3 separate regions of the Homo sapiens genome follow, and all the other regions are linked to region 1. The links are chromatin contacts, found by Hi-C or POLR2A ChIA-PET in ENCODE. All regions are on one chromosome and are shown on one strand. Each heading gives the region's core, a stretch centred on a gene start or an enhancer-like site at or near the end of the contact. The rest is flanking DNA. Distances are from core to core; before and after follow the strand shown. Region 1 holds the start of KDM6B (lysine demethylase 6B). Region 2 holds the start of RPAIN (RPA interacting protein). Region 3 holds the start of MIS12 (MIS12 kinetochore complex component).

The links. A loop is a pair of places that touch in the nucleus more often than their neighbours do. ChIA-PET counts read pairs that join two places held with the same protein, here RNA polymerase II (POLR2A). Pooled maps may share reads with other maps.
Region 2: a loop to region 1 is called in a pooled map, with 9 times the contacts of the local background. The contact joins the promoter of RPAIN here to the promoter of KDM6B in region 1. A Hi-C loop is called at or near these places in 1 of 168 maps with a recorded cell type or tissue (B cell) and 7 of 50 pooled maps. POLR2A ChIA-PET finds 5 or more read pairs at or near these places in 2 of 52 experiments (activated CD4-positive, alpha-beta T cell and activated T-cell).
Region 3: a pooled map shows a loop between it and region 1 (9-fold over the local background). The contact joins the promoter of MIS12 here to the promoter of KDM6B in region 1. A Hi-C loop is called at or near these places in 2 of 37 single-sample maps with no recorded cell type and 9 of 50 pooled maps.

What each region holds. Positions count from the first base shown.
Region 1 is chr17:7,832,854-7,836,834 of GRCh38, forward strand. It overlaps KDM6B (lysine demethylase 6B), which reads left to right and starts at 1,364. Exons shown (of 24, transcript NM_001348716.2): 1 at 1,364-1,497. It overlaps DNAH2 (dynein axonemal heavy chain 2), which reads left to right. Exons shown (of 86, transcript NM_020877.5): 84 at 1-75; 85 at 218-368; 86 at 526-889. The coding sequence ends at 680. LOC124904106 (translation initiation factor IF-2) reads right to left here. Exons shown (of 4, transcript XM_047437265.1): 4 at 2,555-3,791. The coding sequence ends at 2,764. RefSeq lists enhancers at 456-1,067, 1,698-2,197, 3,866-3,915 and silencers at 1,336-1,495, 2,746-3,165, 3,186-3,245.
Region 2 is chr17:5,418,105-5,422,085 of GRCh38, forward strand. RPAIN (RPA interacting protein) reads left to right here and starts at 2,078. Exons shown (of 7, transcript NM_001033002.4): 1 at 2,078-2,187; 2 at 3,192-3,362. The coding sequence starts at 2,107. NUP88 (nucleoporin 88) reads right to left here and starts at 1,558. Exons shown (of 17, transcript NM_002532.6): 1 at 1,250-1,558. The coding sequence starts at 1,546. RefSeq lists enhancers at 920-1,559, 1,195-1,732, 1,733-2,270, 2,000-2,119, 2,130-2,349.
Region 3 is chr17:5,484,267-5,488,247 of GRCh38, forward strand. It overlaps MIS12 (MIS12 kinetochore complex component), which reads left to right and starts at 2,300. Exons shown (of 3, transcript NM_001258217.2): 1 at 2,300-2,418; 2 at 3,930-3,981. It overlaps DERL2 (derlin 2), which reads right to left and starts at 1,912. Exons shown (of 7, transcript NM_016041.5): 1 at 1,803-1,912; 2 at 885-950. The coding sequence starts at 1,895. RefSeq lists enhancers at 1,570-1,749, 1,790-1,849, 2,470-2,569, 2,810-2,919 and silencers at 2,020-2,179, 2,129-2,296.

The sequences.
Region 1 (3,981 bases), core at 114-2,613:
GTTTCAGTGGACAGCCTCTCCTGGGAGTTTATCGTTTCCACTGTGGATGACAGCAACCTAGTGTATCCCCCCAAGGTGGGAGCCAGTTGTGCTTGGGGCTCTGAGCAAAAGAGGGTACTGGAAATAATTGGACGAAAAGGGAGGAGAGAGGGAGCAGGTCAGGGGCGCTGGCAATTGAAGTCTAGCTTCTCCCAGACCTGCTCCCATTTCTCCCCAGGATGGTGTCTGGGTCCGGGGCCTGTACCTGGAAGGTGCTGGCTGGGACCGGAAGAACTCCTGCTTGGTGGAGGCAGAGCCCATGCAGCTTGTCTGCCTCATGCCCACGATCCACTTCCGGCCTGCAGAGAGCCGCAAGAAGAGCGCCAAGGGTGGGACAGCTCCCCAGGCAGGACCTGCCTGCCCCGTCCCTAGTTTGGAACTTAACCCATTCTCTGCTCCAGCCCATCCCACACCCGCTCCTGCCCTGCTCCTGCCCTGCTCTCCCGGAGGCTCCAGGGGTCTGACTTCTCCTCTCCTTTCCCCCAGGCATGTACTCCTGCCCCTGCTATTACTATCCCAACCGGGCAGGCAGCTCAGACCGAGCCTCCTTTGTCATCGGCATTGACCTGCGGTCTGGGGCCATGACACCTGATCATTGGATCAAGAGGGGCACTGCTCTACTCATGAGCCTGGACAGCTGAGACCTCCTCCTCTTCTCCGCTTGAGAGAGAGGGTCAGGGACTCCAGGAGCTAAGACAGATGTTGCACCTAGGACTGAGGCCGGACCTCACTCAGACTTTGACCTTGGCCGAATTTGTGTGATGTGGCCCTGGAGATACCTAGTTGTGTTAGCCATAAAAGTGAAAGAGTTGTATTGGAGCTCAGTGCTGTAAAACACCCGCGACAACAAGCCTTAAGTCTCTCAATGCAATGGTGAGGGTCTGGGGAGGGAGGAAGCCCAGGCCTCACGGAGGACAGAGCTACTGCGGAGCTGCTACTGGACGGGGAAAGAAGCGAGGGAGGTGGGGCGGCCTGGAGCGGAACGGAGGCGTGGCCCTGAACGAATGGGCAGGGCGGAGCCGCCTGAAGAGGCTGTGGCTTAAGTCTCCGGGCAGGACTTCAGTGGGTGGGGCGGGGCTTACCTTAGAAGGGCGCGTGATCCAAATGAGTAGGGATTTGTCAGGCAGGGATCAGGGCTGAACCCCGTACACTGCACCCTGAGGCCCGCACCCTGAAGCCCGCACCCCGCACCCGGCATCCTAGCCGGCACCCGCCCTGAGGCGAGCGGGACCGGCAGAAGACGGGGCGGAGCCGGAGAGGGGGACTAGAGCGCGAGGAGGGGCGGGACCACAAGGGGGCGGGGCTGGGGAGCGGGGGTGCGGGTGTTTGTGTTGGAAAATCCAACTGCGCCACTGGGCGGAGCGGCCCCCCCAGCCCCGGCCTGGGAGAAGGGGGGGCCGCTCGACCCCCTGGGATACCTTGGGGAGCCTGAACACCTGGGACCCCCCCCAGAACCAGGTAACGGGGAGCCGCGAGGACGTCTGTAAAGAGGGAAACCCTCTCCTTGCAGCAGGGCAGGACGCCTGAGTCTCTGGAGGGGTAGAGCTGGGGATGGACGTTTGGGTCTTGGGAAGGGCACTGGGAAGAAGACTGGGGCGGAGGTCATGGGTCCCCTAGAAGAGAGAACGGCGGGGAAGGAGGAAGAACTGGGAGGCAGATGTCTCAGGTTCCAAATGTCCAGAGGGGCCTGAAAGGACTCCCCGTTCCCCTTGGGCTGGGATTCCCCTTCCCGACTCCAGGGCGGGGCGGGGCGGGGCGCGGCGGTCCTTACTGAAGGGCAGGACTAAAGGGCAGAGTTTGCAGACAGGTCAATGCCATGGCCCAGTAAGGTCAGATGTGGTCAGACTTGGGTGTGTCCCGGTCCCAGGACTACTTTAAGTCTCCCTCCAGTTCTCTGCACGGGTGAGGTGTAGAAGCCTCAGCCTGACCTTCCCACCAGCGGCCCCGAGAGCTTCCCAGCGGTAGCCTTCGCCTTCTTCCCACCACCCCCCTGCGCCTCCCTTTCACTCCGTCTCGCCCCGCTAGCCTCCTCATCCCTAGTCCTTCTCCCACTCCGCCGTTCCCGAACCCTAGCGCGCCCCGCACGGCTTCTCGGTGCGGAGCCTTCCCAACGTAGCCACAAGATGGCGAGGGCGAGACGCACCCAGGGCAGGTGGGGGATGTGACCGTGAAAGTAGCTGAAGCCCCCCGCCCCGGTCCGAGGGAAAGGTAGGCTGAGGCCCCCACTTGACTTCCTGTGATCTGGGCCCCCTCACAGGAAATTGTGGGCAGGAGGTCGCAGCGCAGAAGACGGGGAGGGGGCTGGGGACTCAATCTCCGCCTCTCCCGGCTGGGGTAAATAGTGGGGAGGGGGGCACGCGGGGTGGTTGCTAAGCGACGTAGATTCGCTTCCTGTTTGCTGCAGCTTATGTTGTGACACTGGTGGGGGTTAGAGACAGCGGAGGGCCTGAAGACTGTGGGGAAGGCCGAGGGCAGGACGCCTGGTTCCCGGGACAGGAAGAGCCCTGGGAGGAAGGCGGGGAGGTAGCGAGCTGCGCCGCGACCGAAGGGGACTCGGTGGTTGTCCGGAGGGGGTTAGGGACCGAGGCGCAGCGTTGACCTCGGCTCCCCTTCCCTCCCCTGGGTTGCTTGTCCTGTTGCCAGAGTAACTGGAGGGCGAGACTTGGGAGCCGGATTCCCGAACTCTCCCGTCCGCCCAATCCGCTCCAGCGGTCGGCCCTGACGTCAGGGCCCTGGCAGCCAATGGGGAAGGGGGATGATAGCGACAGGAAAGGGAGAGGGGAGGGGCAGCGGCGGAGGCTGGGAGGCAGCAGCTGCCTGGGACCCGCACGTGCACTCCCACACGCTCGCGCCCACCCCCCGCCCTGCGCCGCACGCGCCCGAGCACCCCCTTGCGCCTGCGCGGCGAGCCGGGCGCCCCCCTCCCCTCGTGGAGTCTGTGTAAAGCCGCCTGAGGCTGCGCTCTTCAGCCCCTGGGGACCCACACGTCTCGGTCGGTCTGCACCGTTTCGCCGGTCGCGACCATAATGCCCAGCCTGGCTCGGGAGGGCCGACTACCTGTTCCCCACCTCCCCCCAGCTGGCGCCCCACACTCCCAGGTGGGCTGGGCGGAGCTGTGGTTTCCGGCCCCATCTGCTCGGCCGCTGCCTTCCCGGGCTCTGGCTTAAGTTGCTTTCCCAAGAGAAAGCGAGCGGGTACCAGCGCCCCTTCCCAAGGCTTCTCCCGCCCGGGCCCAGCTGCTGTTGGTGGCGGAGGAGGGCACTGCGGGGAAGCCCCGGACGGCCCAGGTGATTCTTCTGGGCCATCACGCCCCTTCTTCGCGTGAATTCCTGCTCTTTGATGTGCACCAAAACCCTTCCCATTCCTAACGTTTCCTCCTCGTTCGCCCCGGCGTTCTTTGCACCTCCCTCGGCTCCTTTCGGGCTGTCTGTCCCTGTCTCCACTCGTCCTTCTTCGCTTCTCCCGGTTATATAACTCTTCCTCTCGCCGTGTCCTGGTTTCAACTCCACAGACTCCGCCCTGGAACAGCGCGGGGAGGGGCGGGAGAGTTGGGGACCCAGACAGATTCCGGCTGGCGGCCGGCTGGGGCACGGGGGATCCTGCAGATGGAAGACGGAGCCCCGCGGGACCCGGTGCCCCCGTCCCCGCCTGCCGGCCCCCACCGAGATCTCGCCCAGGAGAGAGAAGGCACAGTATCTCCGAGGGGCGTGTCGGGCCGACTCCCGTCAGAAATGTGGGTTGGGAGGTCAGGGCTGCAGGCGGAGAGGAGGAGACAGGCAAGAGGCCTGAGTCCCTGGGATTGGAGTCGTATTAGGGGTAAAAGAGATAAGGACGCCTGGGTTTCTTCTTATGTCTCCTTTTTGGGTTCCCAGAATTCCTAAGGGTGTTTCCAGTGTTTCCAGGAAGCTTAGCCAGCACACCCACTCCGCCCCGTAGGGGTCA
Region 2 (3,981 bases), core at 828-3,327, 2.4 Mb before region 1:
TTGCACTCCAGCCTGGGCAACAAGAGCGAAACTCCATCTCAAAAAAAAAAAAAAGACACAAAATAATTATAAATAATTAAGTTATGATTATGTCAAATGCTACACAGCAGTATAGAATGTTATTAGAATACTGCGTGCTGCACATTTGGTAATTATTATTATTTTTTGAGACACAGTCTTGCTCTGTTGCCCAGGCTGTAGTGCAGGGGCGTGATCTCAGCTCACTGCAACCTCCTCCTCCCAGGTTCAAGCGATTCTCCTGCCTCAGGCACCTGAGTAGCTGGGATTACAAGGGCGCGCCACTACACCTGGCTAATTTTTGTATTTTTAGTAGAGACGGGGTTTCACCATGTTGGCCAGGCTGGTCTCGAATTCCTGACTTCAGGTGATCCACCTGCCTCTGCCTCCCAGTGTTGGGACTGCAGGCGTGAGCCACCGCGCCCGGCCTTCATAATTCTTTTTAACTGAAATTGGGTAAATAAGTAGACTGTAGACTCCTGCCCTATTTTCAAAACTGCAGAAGCATTGCTAGCGTCTTATTAAAATTAAATCACTTCTCGGTAACAAGAATTGGACCGGGCACACAACAGATGTCATACCTTAGAATGAGTACCAAGCTCTTTTTCATCTTTAAGAGAATCTGTGTATTACAAATAAACATTTCCATAAACCAATATTTGACCACGGCAAGTGTGTAATACTTTCTGGATCACACCCATTTTCACATGCTGTCGGCTAATCAAAAACAAAAATCCCCATTTTGGGTATGGCTTTATTTTCTAAAGCGGGCGTTACGGGGGTAAGAATTAACAGAGACTTCCTCCTCCATGTCAAGCATGAAGCGTGGTGCTTTGAAACCTGCAACCTGACTTGCTGTGCACAACGCAAGAGAAAGTTACGATCTAACCTATTATAAGCGTCACATCAGGAAACAGGTTTCTCTCGACGAAACTAAAAATAGCAACTCCGCCCACTCGTTCTCAACCCCTTTAGCCCGCTTTGTTTTTCTCCAGAGCACTCATCCGTCACTAGTATTTTTATTGAATATTCAATGACCCTTTCCTTCCTCCCAGGCCTCCAGGCCGTAAGCATCGAGAGAGCCTGAGTCCCCGCGACCGCGTATGGCAGCGTCGGAGTCAATCCGCTGGAACGCCTGCCACAAGATGAAAAACAGCCAAGAGGAGCAAGGAACAAAAAAGACTGGTTCCGATCCCGGTGAGGGTCACTTCCAAGATCGGCCTGGCATTACCTGGTACTGGGACAGGGCGGGCTCTTCGCCGCCGCCGCTGGGGCCCCGAAGGCGAACGACTAAGAAGGAGCTGTCTTCTCCGTCCCACAGGAAAAGCTCTCCGCCGAGGCCAAAGACCACGTTTCTCGTCAGCAACTGCGGCGGCGGCGACGAAGGCAACGACGAAGAAGCTGGTTTCTCAGCTTCGGTTGGACTCTGGTTTTTCAGTCCCTCCCGGAGCCGCAAGAACACGACGTGGTTAGGAAGCCAGGTCTGCCACAGCTCGCCGTCGCCCACCGGTCCCTCGGCGGCCGCCATCTTGGCCCAACTGCTCCCCTCACTCCAGTTGCTCAGCCCGCCGCTGAGCACAGCCAATCCGCGGCCGTCCACTCACTGTTTCGGCCAATCACCGAGCAGACGGCCCGGAAGCTCGAGAGGCTCGTGCCAGGTCGGGGGGCGAAGGCGAGGCCAGCCCACCAAGCAGGGGCGTCACCAAGGGAAAGCCAATCACCATTATTTCTGAAGCCCAAGGGGGCGGGACGAGAAGTCAACATAATGGTGGTGCTGCTGGAAATCTAGCACCTGGGGAGAGCCTGAGACTTGTGTATCTAATTGCCTATTGGACACCTCCATCTGGGTAAACCCAGGCATCCAGAACTTTCCCTCAAGACTTACCTCCCTCAGTGCAGGTCGGGCTGGCCTCACGCATTTCGCTTGGATGCCTAAATCTGTCTCCACGTGGGGCCGGTCGATAAAACAACACTTCCCAGAATACGCTGCGATCCATTCGCGGTCTGCACCCGGAAAGTACACCTCCCAGGGGTCTGTGCGCGCCTCCAGGGAACGGGTCTTGTGGCTTTGTCTCCCGCGAAGAGGAGATGGCGGAGTCGTTGAGGTCTCCGCGCCGCTCCCTGTACAAACTGGTGGGCTCGCCGCCTTGGAAAGAGGCTTTCCGGCAGGTGGGTATGGGGTTTGTGCAGTGGTCTACCCTAGATCGTCCCGGTGACCGCCGTCTTCCCTGCCTTCGCCTTAGCCCTGCTCCGTGGAGCAGGTGCCGCAGCGCGCCTGGTCTGGTCAAACCCAGGCCTGCTGACTGTAGAGTGTGGGATTAGCCCGGGTCGGTCAAGTCCTAGAAAGCCTTGTTTTTGGATTCGATTTTGTTTTGAATTTAAATTGTGGTCAGGACATCACCGTTTGCACCTCTGCAATAACACTACCTACTGTTGCTGCGGAGGTGGCCACCGAGAGAGGCACTTTGTCTACGTTCGTCTTGTGAGATAGAGATGATTTCTATTCTAGAGAGTAGTAAAATGAGGCTTAGAAGAGGGCTCCACCTCAGTTCTGGCCTCTTCTGAACACAGTGTGGTTATTAGTAAGTAATGTCCAAGAAAGTAACCCGACGCAAGAAAGATAGCAGATACAGCAGAGTTTCTCAGCCTTGACAATGGACATTTTGAGGGAGATATTTATATGTTGTGGAGGGTTGTTTAAGCCACGTCTCGGGCCTCCACCCACTAGATGCTAATAGTCCTATAACTAGAATTGTGACAACCAGAAATGTCTCCAAGCATTGCCAAATGTTCCTTGGGGGACAAAACCTCCCTGAGTTCAGAAACGCTGCTGTGCAGGAAGGCCGTTACCCAGCCATATCTAGAGTAGCAAGAATTTGGAAGGAATATAAATGTTCTGTAATAGGACATTGGATGCTGAGATATTATGCACACAACCATTAAGGAAACTGGCAAGCTAGAATAAAAAATATGGTTCTTTGTAAATACGTGTACAAAGCATTGTAATTTTATGTATCTCTACAGAGGAATATGCAAAAGTAACACTAGTTAGTATTATCATTGAAATTTTGTGTCTATAAACTTTCTTTAATGTTTTCTCAACTAATGTAAGAGTGTTTTTTAAAAATAGAAATGCTTTTTTTTTCCCCCCCAATCTTGCTCTTTTTTCCCAGAGATGCCTGGAGAGAATGAGAAACAGCCGGGACAGGCTCCTAAACAGGTACCGCCAGGCTGGAAGCAGTGGGCCAGGGAATTCTCAGAACAGCTTTCTAGTTCAAGAGGTGATGGAAGAAGAGTGGAATGCTTTGCAGTCAGTGGAGAATTGTCCAGAAGACTTGGCTCAGGTCAGGCTGGGCTATGTGTTTTCAGGGAGGGGGACTGCACCACCAAGAACGGCTCGTGTCCTCTTTTATTTGTTTACTTGAGTCCTCTAAACCCACCATTCCCCTAACCCCATTTAGAATTCAACAGCCTTTAACCCAGGCTTTTCTACACTTAATGTTAGACTTGTCTAGATGAAATGGTCTGAAATACCAGACCGTAGACCTGCTCATCACTGCAACATCATCATTTATGAAACTAAAAAGAAAGAAATTTCATTTCTTGCCTCCACCCTTGGAAATTATGATTCAGTAGGCATAGGCTAGGAATCTCTTTCTCTCCCTCTCTCTCGCTCTTTTTTTTTTTCTGTCTTGCTCTGTCGCCCAGGCTGGAGTGCAGTGGCAAGATCTCGGCTCACTGCAACCTCCACCTCCTGGGTTCAAACGATTCTCCTGTCTCAGCCTCCCAAGTAGCTGGGATTACAGATGTGTGCCACCATGCCCGGCTAATTTTGTTTCTGTTTTAGCAGGGATGGGGTTTCACCATGTTGGCCAGGCTGGTCTTGAACGCCTGACCTCTAGTGATCTGCCCACGTCAGGAATCTCTTTCTAAAAAGGTCTCCAGAAACTTTCCGATTCTAAT
Region 3 (3,981 bases), core at 1,050-3,549, 2.3 Mb before region 1:
ACAGGGTTTCGCTCTTGTCTCCCAGGCTGGAGTGCAATGGCACAATCTCGGCTCACTGCAACCTCCGCCTCCCGGGTTCAAGTGATTCTCCTGCCTCAGCCTCGCCAGTAGCTAGGATTACAGGCATGTGCCATCACGCCTGGCTAATTTTTGTATTTTTAGTAAGAGACAGGGCTTTACCATGTTGGCCAGGCTGGTCTTGAACTCCTGACCTCAGGTGATCTGCCTGCCTCAGCCTCCCAAAGTGCTGGGATTACAGGCGTGAGCCACTGTGCCCAGCCTCTTTTGGCATTTTAATCACTGGAAAGGACCATCTCCCATTGTAATCTAATAAACCACCATATAGCTTTAGATGTTTGGAATTTGGTTAGTATGATCTGATCCCTGGAAGACAGATCACAATTTAAAAGCACTAACAGAATTGAGTTTCTGGACCATGGTGATAACACCAAGGTGGTGGGTGTGCCTAGGTGCTGAATGGACAAAATAAGGCCATCCCTGTGAGACAACCCCTAAGCAGCTAGCTAGTCAGCCTCCTCTCATAGGACAACGTTAAGTCTAAACCAGTGATTTCCAAATACAGGAACTGGACACATCAAAACGATGCAGGGAACTTTAAAAATAAAACACAGATTTTAATTCCTACCCTTGCAAATTCTGATTTGGTACTTGTTGAGGAGCTTGAGAATCTCTTCAAAGTTCCCTAAGGGATTCTCAAGTCCAACCAGGCTGCAGAATCACTGCTTTATATCCTGACAAGGCAACTTATAATCAAAGGTCCCCACTGGGTTCTTTTTTAGGATAGTGTATAACAGGATTTGCTACTAAACAGTAAGAAAAAGAAGAAACTGAAGCATTAATCACTATTGTGATGAACCACTTACTTGAAAGTGTTTAAAGATTAATTCAGGATTGAAGTACAACTGAAAAGGTGTGATCAATTCCAACTGCTGAAATAGAAAAAGAGCTTCTTAAAGCAAATCAAGAAACAAAATTTCATCATTTACAACAAAGAATTAGTAGGTCTAGCAATTTCCAACTCTCGGTCACTTAGACGTGATTTCCTTTAAGCCTTTCTTCTTAGGCCAGAGGAAGAGGTTGGTAAAGAATTCTCTAGGATTGGTAGAATTCTTTGTATCCTCAATACCTAACACAAAAAAGTCTGTTTTATGTTGCAATAGTTGAGGCTGACATGAAGAAATGAGGCAGACAGGTGGTGATATTTTAGACACAGGACAAATAAAAACAGCTGCTATGAATCTACCCACCACATGGGCACCACCTGAAACAGCTGTATGAAACAACAAAACTCACTTGAAATAACGGAGACTGGAGACCCTGCCACCGTTAGGGCTGGGTACCTCCAGCTAGCCCCTTATTTAGATCCAGAGACCCTTTTTATTATAAGCCATTCCCCTCTCGACAGTTTCCAGCTTGCTTTCCCCATTCCTGTTTCTTCACTAAACGGACCTTCCTCTCACTAGTCACCATGGTACCACCTGGCCATTGGCAGAGCTCTCGGACACATTTCTTGGGTGGGAGGCTCCCGCAACCCTAACCCGCTATAGGTCCGGCGCTCATCTCTTAGAAACTGACCTGACCCCCCATGAAGCAGCACTCCCTTCTCGCGTCACTGGATAAGCATTCTTGGCGCCAACTCGAACCCCAGAGTAATCCCTGTACGCCTCCACCCATCCCCGGGACCAGCCCCTCTGGGCCTCCCCGAGGCCCAAACCCCAGTTTCCTGAAGACCCAGTCATATCCAGCCCAGATAATGAGAAGGTGGCACTGCAGCTGCTCACCACGGCGGCGGTGGTGAGGACGCAGGCAGTGGTGTAGGCGCGGCTGACCGGTGGGATCTGCAGGTACTCCAGCCGCAAGCTCTGGTACGCCATCTTCCCCACCGTCGCCTGCCCCACCCCCCACCCACCCCATTTCCCCTTCCGCCAGCAGGCCCCGGCGGCGGGGCGGGCCCAAAGGCCCCCCGCCCACTTTAGTTTTCCCGCGACTGCCCAATCAACGCCAAGCAACCGCAATCCGTAGAGACCTAAGGAACGCACATCCGCCAATCACGAGTTGCGTCGCCACCGCCCCCCCCCAGCGCCCCATCTCCCCACCCTCTCTTCTCCACCAGCCAACGTCCGGGAAAAACGAGTAAGTACAGGTTCCTTCTGCCAATCCCCGCCGGCCACAGCTAACTTTCCCGCCCGGCCCCTTTCTGTCATAATTGAGGTGTCCACAACCAGCCAATCAGGAACGCGAGAGTATCCCGCGTTTGCTTTCGCTCGCCGAGGCGCGTATCAGTCGGAATTTTGGGGAGCCAACCGCGCCGTCTGTCCCTGGCAAGCCAGCGGCGGTTTAAAGGAGGTGGCGGGAAGCCTGTGTGTGCTTCAAATCGTCACCCTCATGGTCGCTCCGGTAAGTGCTGCGGGGCAGCATTTTCTCTGAGGAGGAGCGGGGACGGGCGAGACTGGCATAAGCGTCTTCGCGAGGGAGCAAGGCGGCCTGTGGGTCGGCCTCACCCCGGCCTCCGACCTGAAGATCCCAGCATGCAGCGCGGGCGCGGGGCCCGACGGAAGCCGGGAGCCGGCCGGAAGCAGTTCCTGCGCTCTGGCTTCTGGGTCCTGTCCTGCGCGATCGCGGGGTCTTAGACAGCTCAACTCGCCGAGATGACCTGGGCACCTCTGCGTTGAATCGGCAAATACTGATCAAGCCGCATTTATTCTGCTCTCAGGAACTCTAAGTCTAGCAGAGAAGATGAGGCGGTAGAAGTTCATCAGTCAGTGCCCGAAGAGAGGTCCTAATGGGAATTCGAAGAAAGGAGTTAATCAAGGAAGTGTATTTTTTTGTTGTTGTTTGAGATGGCGCCCACCTGTAATCCCAGCTACTTGGGAGGCTGAGCTAAGAGGATCACTTGAACTTAGGAGGCAGAGGTTGTAGCGAGCCGAGATCATACCACTGTACTCCAGCCTGGGCGAAAGAGTGACACTTTGTCTCAAACAACAACAACAACAAGAAAATTAGCCAGGCATGGTGGCCTGCACCTGTTGTCCCGGCTACTTGGGAGACTGAGGTGGGAGGATTGCTTGGGCGCGGGAGGTTGAGGCTGCAGTGATCTGTGATCGTGCCACTGCATTCCAGCCTGGGCGACAGAGCGACAACATGTCTCAAAAGAAAAAAAGAAAAACAGAAAGAAATCCTACCTTACATATACAGCCAAACAGTTATAACCACTCCATATTTAACCATTACAAACGTAAATTTTTATTTTATTTTATTTTTTGAGACAGAGTCTCGCTCTGTTGCCCAGGCTGGGGTGCAGTGGCACAATCTCGGCTCACCGCAACCTTCGCCTCTCGGGTTCCAGTGATTCTCCTGCCTCAGCCTCCCGAGTAGCTGGGATTGCAAGTATCCACCATCACGCCTGGGTAATTTTTGTATTTCTAGGAGAGATAGGGTTTCGCCATGTTGGCCAGGCTGGTCTCGAACTCCTGACCTCAGGTGATTCGTCCATCCGGCCTCCTAAAGTGCTGAGATTACAGGCATGAGCTATCGTGCTCAGCCTACAAACATAAATTCTTAAGATTGGCTGCATCTTATCTTCCCATAAGATTTGACTGTACTGCTTATTGCAAATTATTTCATAAAGTGCGTCCTAAATTCACCTGATAATTGAAGTAGCAGTTTGTTTTAGCTAATTGCCTTTATCTGAAGGAATAATAAAATTTCTCTTATTTCTATGACAAGCAATATCATTTCATCTCAGAAAAAGATGCCTAGGTTGAATTCCCACAATGACAAGGAGATAGGGGTTTTATTTTCCTAGATGTTTATATTTGAGAGGAATTACTCGCAGACCCTTGAAAAAACATGTCAGGGTTATAAAGCTGACAAGGGACTTACTCATCTTCTAATTGGGTTTTTTTCAGATGGCTTGGCTGGAGGACAAGCAAATTGAGGACATTGGCAACGGAGTGATCA